Linked DNA regions of Homo sapiens: regions 1 and 3 are each linked to region 2. A link is an interaction called in ENCODE POLR2A ChIA-PET data of the cell type or tissue named here. Cell type or tissue: CD4-positive, alpha-beta T cell. All regions are shown on one strand. Region 1 overlaps TSPAN14 (tetraspanin 14). Region 2 overlaps TSPAN14 (tetraspanin 14). Region 3 has its middle 21 kb from the start of DYDC2.

Region 1 (2,500 bases), 58 kb after region 2:
AAAGTACACTTAAATAAAAATCTAAACATAAGAGAATGTAAAGTGAAAAGTGAAAGTATGTCTTCTGTTACGCAGAGGTAACTACTATTAGGAATCCTTCCTGAAAATGTCCATGCATCTACTCAGGTCATCACACCCATGGAATCATTTTACATACTATTTTATGAGTGTTACTTAATATACTGATCCACAGTGCGTTTTCACGGTCACGCCATCAGTTGTAGGAGTGTGCCAAGAACAGATGGGCCTTGCCTTTGTACCAGAGGAGTCCATTTACAGTTGCAGGTAATAGAAAACCCAATTCAGACTGGCCTAAACAATGAGGGGAGGTTTTGGCTCTTGAAACTGGAAAGTCCCAAGGTGGGGTGAGTTTCAGGTTTGGGTTGATCCAAGTGGCTCAGTGACGTCAACAGGATCTTGTTTCCATTTCTCTGCCTTCCACAGCCTCCCCTTCATCTATGGTGGAGGGAAGGAGTCTACCACAGACAAACCCCGAGCCTCCCCCTGATGGGTGGTGTGGTGGTGAAGCCAGCAAGGGAAGGGATCCCCGGACACACCCCTCCTCATGCTTTATCCCACTGAAACCATGCGGCTGTGAAATGCAGCATCCTCCAGGAGGGGGATGAAGGCCGGGGATGCTGTCAGCTATTGCCATTGCACTTCTGTGGATGGGTGTTACAGTTTTTTGCAGGGTTTTGCACTTACAAGGACATATATATATATATATAAACTACAGTGTTATTGGAATTGCTTCTTACAGTTTGTAAGAAAAAAACATGTTTTTAGAGGAGTTCTCCTGGGAGGTGGGATCACATTTTTTTTTTTTTTTTTTTTTGAGACGGAGTCTCGCTCTGTGGCCCAGGCGGGAGTGCAGTGGCGCAATCTCGGCTCACTGCAAGCTCCGCCTCCCGGGTTCACGCCATTCTCCTGCCTCAGCCTCCCGAGTAGCTGGGACTACAGGCGCCCGCCACTACGCCCGGCTAATTTTTTTTGTATTTTTAGTAGAGACGGGGTTTCACCGTGTTAGCCAGGATGGGGGATCACATTTTAATAAGTAGGTACTCAGGGCTGGGGTGTACCTGTTGCTGCCTGACCACTGCTGGTGTGTGTGGGTATAAGGTGACAAAACCTCCTACCCCTGTGAGGTTGTTTCAAGGATTAAATGAGTTGAGATGGGTAAGCATCTAACAAAGATCCAGATTATTTAGTATGCATCCCCTGAATTATTGCTAACATAATTTTAATGATTGGGGAATTTTATCTGTGGCTGCCAGTCCCTACGAGAGAGCTGCCTGGGTCACATGTCAGATAGCTCAAGCTTTGAATCACTGAAACGAAACGGTCCACTTCCCTGTCCCTTTAGGAACAAGGCTTCGAGGTCTGTGGCAAGCCTCAGCAGGCATTTGGAGTTCAAGGTCTGTTCTCTTTCTGTGCCATAGAGGTGGGGAGACAAGGTAGGGTGTTGCTTCTTGCCTGGAGCGCAGATGCTACCAGAAACCAACACAACCAAAGTTGCCCGGGAGCCCCCAGAAGCAGCAGAGTGGCCATCAACTGCCAAGGGGCCAGGGTAGGCCACAGAGGCCTGGGGCCCAGGAGGGATGGTCTGTGGGGAGAAAGGGGATTATTGTGAACATCAACGCTGGGGATAATGTGCCCTGAAGACAGCAGCATATCACGTTTGGACGGTTGGTGGACCCCATCTGGTCCCACTCATAAGGAGAACAGAGGCCCTGGGGTGTGCTGGGACTTGCCTGAGGCCTCAGACCGGGACTGGGTGCTCCTCCGCACCTCCTATGAGGGAGGGTGTCCGTGTCTGTGAGGACAGCTCAGCAGGGCTGGGAACCTGGGGGCAGTGCTGGGGGACATGTGTGAGACTAGCGTGTGTGGGCCTTGCTCGGCTTGCCCTGGTGCCCTGAGAAAAACCTGGTATTTGAAAATACACATGGACTGCTGGAAGGTCAGGAAATCCAGGGTTTTGTTCTGAGGCAGTGGAAGTGTTACCGTGAGCCTGTGTTGGCCTCTCTCCTCACTCCACCTGCAGCCAATTCAGCCACACTGCCTTTGCATGGAACCCAGGGTTGCAGGCCGCGTGTGTAGATGCTGATTTAGGCCCAAGCACTCAGCTGTCAGCAGGAAGGACCATAGTGTTTTCTTCTAGTTTTAGATATGCACTCGTTCTGTGTTTTAAAGTCACAGCTGTGAGCCAATATGGGAAGAAGTGAAGTGGCCTCTAGGAGGGACTGAGCACCCTGTCCTTGGAGGTATGCAAGCCCAGGCTACACCCTTCCTGTCTGGGATGATATGGCTGGGGGTGGGCTTTGTGCTGCGTGGACCATGGCAAGCCTTTCCATCTCTGAGAGGTAGTGGTCCTTCCCGTGCCTTCTGTTAAAGATAATTTTTTAAAAAAAGGCATAACTCATATATATTACATGTACACATGTCAAAGATTTTATTTAACTCAGTAATTGAGAGTGCTGCTAAGATTAACAGCCAGTTCAAA
Region 2 (2,500 bases):
AACACCTCTGGGTAAGAGTTCTGAGCAGCTGGGCAAGGAGCAGGAGTGGCCGGTGCCAGGCTTGTCGGCCACCTGCCCACTGCTTTGGGGAGTGAGTTCTGCCGAGTCTTCCCGGCCCAGCTGTGCCCTTGGGTGGGGGCCAGGCACGTGCCTGGGTTGCTATTAGTCTCCCAGGCCCCCCACTTGCTTTGTGCCTCAGTGCTCAGCCCAGTGCTCCCGTTCCTCACGCGAGCACTCAGCTGCTGAAAAGCCTGTGTGCTGGCAGCTCAGCCTGCAGCCACCCCCGCTGCAGGAGCCACAGCCATTTTCCTTTGTTCTGCCATCTCCGGGCTCTTGAATCTCAGGCTGGCAGTGGGCAGCAGGCAGCCAGCACACAGCGCTGGTGGGGTGGAAACCCTTGTGACATGAATCTGCCCACTGAGCCAAAGGCATGGCAGCCCCCTGGCTGCACCCCTAATTCCTCTGGCTGTACCCCTATCTCCCAGCCATGCTGAGAGAAGCACAGAGTATCCCCTCTTACTGGATCAGAAAGATAGTGACACCTACAGTGGGAACAGAGAGAGGTCTCACCTGTTTTGGGCCACTGAGGTGCACACTAAAGAGAGAGAGAGTTAGCCTCCGGGTCTTTGGCAGAAAAAGCCACTCTCAGGCACAAAGGATGCTCGTTCTTAATCTCCTGGTCTTTGTTGAAAACAGAGGCAGGATTGGTTAAGAATATTTTTTATTTTGGTCCTTATGGTTGTGAGGACCTTTCTCTAACTGAGGGGAACTGTACCCTGCTTCTTCACATCTGAATCTCTCCCTTCTCTCCCCCACCACTTTTTGGTGGGCAAAATGAGCATTCTCTTTTGGGGTACAATTTCAGCTATGTGTGGGGTTGCAGGCGGGGTGAAGGCCACTCTCACCCGCTGTCTGACTTCTCTATCTGAGGTGTGCCCGCCCCAACCCATACTGTCTCCTTTCTAAACCACAGACAGAATCTGTAAGGCACCTGCCTTTGAAATAGAGTTGTTTTGTATAGAACTCATAACTCCCACTAGTTTTCATGTGTTTAGCATTATAGCTTACCCTTTCAAAACCCATCCTGGCTGTCTTATTTGATTCTCTTATCAGCCAAGTCTTACAAATCAAGAAGCAAGCCTCAGCCCCAGATAGGGTTGCACCTTGGAGTGTCCTCATTTTATTTTATTTTTTGACATGGAATCTTGCTCTGTTGCCCAGGCTGGAGTGTAGTGGCATGAATATGGTTTAGTGTAGCCCCCACCTCCCAGGCTCAAGTGATCCTCCTGCCTCAGCTTTCCCAGTAGCTGAAACCACAGGCACGCATCACCATGCGCGACTAATTTTTAAAAATTTTTCATAGAGACGAACTCTTGCAATGTTGCCTTGGCTGGTCTCGAACTCATCTTCTGGGTTCAAGCTGTCCGTCTGCCTCGGACTCCCAAAGTGCTAGGATTACAGGTGTGAGCCACAGCACCCAGCCCTCATTTTAACAAATGTTGTAGCACCTACAAGACTCAAAGTAAAAAGAGCTGGTGCTCATCGTGAAAGGCATTGAAACACCCCCACTTTGGTGGGGGGTGGGGTATGTTAACAGAAAAACCAAAGTCTCTAAAATATTTTAAAGAGGTTTATTCCAATCCAGTGAGTGTCTGCGTCCTGGGAAAAGCACGGTCTCAAGAGGTGTGGGGAAAGGGTGCTTGAGGCCGTTGGATTACGGTTTTGTTTTATACATTTTAAGGAGGCAAAAGTTACAGGCAAAGGCATAAGTCAGTACATGGAAGATATGCATTGTTTAAGCCCAGAAGGGTGGGATATCATGAAACGGGCTTACAGGTCATAGGTGGGTTCGGAGATTCTTTAATTTGTAATTCGTTAAAGGAGTAAAGCTTTGTCCAAAAATTTAGAGTCAGCAGAAAGGACTGGTAAGATAAGGAAGTCCGTTAACCAATACACTGGGTTAGAGCTGTGGGGTGAGTGACTTAACCCTTGTCTGGCATGGCCTTCAGTCCTCTTTATATTTCGGTATCTTATTGTCACAAAGAGTCTTGTTTCTTAGTCTTATAATCTCTATTTTAATATTAATGATGGTCAGTTTTTGTGTCTAAATCCCAAAAGGGAGGAGGTATGTAATGAGGCCTTTCCAACCTCCTCCTTGTTGTGGCCAAGAGCTGTTTTTCAGGTTTCTCTGGGGTCCTCGTGGCCAAGAGGGTCTGTTTAGTTGGTTATGGGGCTTAGAATTTTATTTTTAGTTTACAGGTTGTTGGACCCAAACAAGACTGGGAAAGTCACCATCGAGGCAGCTCAGTATTCTTTCTGGGAAAAACACAATGGATGTAGAGGCTGGGATTTGAATTCGGGCTTACTGGGTGACCTTGGTGGGTCACTTCCTGGGGTGTAGATTCTTACTAGAAAATGGAAGTGTTGCTCAGAGGAACTTTGGGAACATTTTAGCTGTAACCCTTGGAGTTCTATTAATCTAACTCCAAAATGGTTCTAT
Region 3 (2,500 bases), 88 kb before region 2:
TGTATCCATTGCCAGATCCCTTCAAAACAAAATGTCAAAAGAATCCTCATCGCCACGAGTAAAGCTCCTAAATAAAGAACAAAATTCCCAGCATATGTCACCAAAAATAATAGTATGTATATCTAGTCAAATAATGCCATCTGGAGATTAAAAGTTTCAAGTATAAGATTCATCAGGATAAAAATCTTCCAAGCAATTATTTAGGAGAGGAATAAGTAATGAATACTTTGAGCCAGGGCAATTTTCCCCAGCAAATGCTGTCAGAAAATCTATGGAGAGGATGCAACTCAGTGAAGTTCCCTGGCAGACGCTATCCAAAGGAAGAAAATCTTTAGAGAAAGACAGCCAAGACAAAATGTCTTTGGAATCAGGAGCAGTTTGGAGCAAGGCTGAGTGGACACTGAGTTCATAAAGCCATATGCCTGCAGCCCATGAGGAAGAAATGTGCTGTGTTTTCTCTCTGGCAGAAATGACCTCTCTGGAGTTGAAGCCAGTGAGTGAACAGGTACCACGGAGAAGGAATAAAATTATCTAGCCACACTTCACAAGTTTCATCACAAGAGACAAGTTCCCTAGAGGCTCTTAGTAAAAATTGAGTTGCTCTGCCTGGAATTAAACCAAATTCCTTCCTGAAAGTGGTTATTCTATATTTAACTATAATTTTTCCACTATAGGGAAGTGATATTCTTAATTTTTTTAGAGACAGGCTGGAGTGCAGTAGGTGATCGAGGCTTACTGCCGCCTCAACCTCCTCGGCTCAAGTGATCTTCCCACCTCAGATCCTCCAAGTAGCTGAGGACTGCAGGTGCACACCACCACATCCAACTAATAATATTCTTTAGACATGAAGAATGATGGCAAAACTATCTAAGGAGCTACTTTTCAACATATTGTCATTCAAAACTATAACAAAGTATCAGGTCTAAATATGCATCAAACTTTAGAAACTCCAGACAAAAAAGCAGTTGGCAACAAAGCTATCTAAAGAATAAATGAGAGGGTATAGCCCCTTCGCTCAATGAAGAATGGAGACAAAACAAGAATAAAAAACTGATGGACCAGGTGCAGTGGCTCACGCCTGTAATCCCAGCACTTTGGGAGGCTGAGGCGGGAGTTTGAAATCAGCCTGGCCAACATGGTGAAGCCCTGTCTCTACAAAAAATCCAAAAATTAACTGGGCATGGTGGCGCACGCCTGTAGTCCCAGCTACTCAGGAGGCTGAAGCAGGAGAGTTGCTTGAATCCCGGAGGTGGGGGTTGCAGTGAGCCAAGATCATGCCACTGCACTGCAGCCTAGGCAACAGAGCGAGACTCTGTCTCAAAAAAAATAAAAAGTAAAAAATCGAAACTTTTATTAGACTCAGCATCTACATGACTAGAAAGCAAGCTTCTCTTTTTAAAGGTATCTTTTCCTCCTGCCTAAATAGTATCCTTTAAGTACCTAAGGGAGAAGGAAAACATTGACATACCAGGAGGTTGCTGGGACCAACCTCGACCATCCGCCCTCACCGCTAGGGAGCAGTATCAGAGAGATGAGGGACAGATATGCAGGGGAGGAGCTCCAAGTTCGGTGAACTTTACTAAGCCCTGCCTGCTGACATTGCCTCTAAGGGTTTCCTTTTATATTACTGGCAGAATGAACTTCAGAATCTTGTGGTTTTCTACCCCAGCTTCCAATCTGCTTAGCATCTGACCTTTTCTTAAAACAAAGATCTAAACATTTCCTAAAACAACCTCCCAGAACAAAAGCAAGAACGCACAAACATGGACTGACAATTTTGAGGGCTGATTACAAAAAGAGTGCTTTGATTTGGTACAGTCATACCTCGGAGATACTGCAAGTTCACTGCAATGAAGCAAATAAGGCAATAAAGCCAGTCACGCACAGTTTTTGGTTTCCCAGTGCATGTAAAAATTATGTTTATGCTATATTGTAGTCTATTAAGCGTGCAATAGCATTATGTCTTCAAAAAAATATGCATATGTAATTTTAAAATACTTTTTTTGCTAAAAAATGCTAACAATCATGTGAATCTTCTCCGAATTGTAAATCTTTTTGCTGGTGGTGGGTCTTGCCTTAACATTGATGGTTGCTGACTGATCAGGGTGGTAGTTGCTGAAGGCTGGGGTGGCTATGGCAATTTCTTAAGAGAACAGTGAAGTTTGCCACATTTCATCCACAGTAGAACTTCTTTCAAAATTGGAGTCAATCCTTTCGAACACTGCCACTGCTTTATCAACTAAGTTTGTGGAATAGTGAAAATCTTTGTTGTCATTTCAACAGTGATCACAATGTTCATGAATCATAAATGTTCTGGATGGCATGTAGAATGGCGAAAACTTTCCAGAGGTTTTTAATTTACTTTGCTTGGATCTATAAGAGGAATCACTATCCATGGAAGCTATAGCCTTACAAAATGTATTTCTTAAATAATAAGACTTGAAAGTCAAAATTACTCCTTGATCCATGGGCTACAGAATGGATGTTGTGTTAGCAGGCG

Evidence for each region. ChIA-PET counts read pairs that join two places held together with the same protein. Peaks named below come from ENCODE experiments on the same cell type or tissue, not always from the same donor. Only the 100,000 strongest peaks of a DNase experiment are listed, where the experiment ranks them.
Region 1: POLR2A ChIA-PET joins it to region 2 with 5 read pairs; 16 of 35 experiments call an interaction of 5 or more read pairs at or near these places.
Region 3: POLR2A ChIA-PET joins it to region 2 with 5 read pairs; 2 of 35 experiments call an interaction of 5 or more read pairs at or near these places.

The regions. Positions count from the first base shown.
Region 1 is chr10:80,522,590-80,525,089 of GRCh38, forward strand. TSPAN14 (tetraspanin 14) reads left to right here. Exons shown (of 9, transcript NM_030927.4): 9 at 1-42. Among named protein-coding and RNA genes, the nearest start is that of TSPAN14-AS1, 12 kb to the right of the region's middle. RefSeq lists an enhancer at 477-556. In CD4-positive, alpha-beta T cell, no CTCF peak of the experiment used is centred here; DNase peaks (open chromatin) are centred at 402 and 1,342.
Region 2 is chr10:80,465,078-80,467,577 of GRCh38, forward strand. The region is part of intron 1 of TSPAN14 (tetraspanin 14); the gene reads left to right. Among named protein-coding and RNA genes, the nearest start is that of TSPAN14, 12 kb to the left of the region's middle. RefSeq lists enhancers at 1-265, 266-837 and a silencer at 1,796-2,090. In CD4-positive, alpha-beta T cell, no CTCF peak of the experiment used is centred here; DNase peaks (open chromatin) are centred at 284, 624 and 964; H3K4me3 peaks cover 2,500 bases; H3K27ac peaks cover 2,500 bases.
Region 3 is chr10:80,376,857-80,379,356 of GRCh38, forward strand. No RefSeq gene overlaps it. Among named protein-coding and RNA genes, the nearest start is that of DYDC2, 21 kb to the left of the region's middle. In CD4-positive, alpha-beta T cell, a CTCF peak has its summit at 1,480 (motif pointing right); a DNase peak (open chromatin) is centred at 1,545.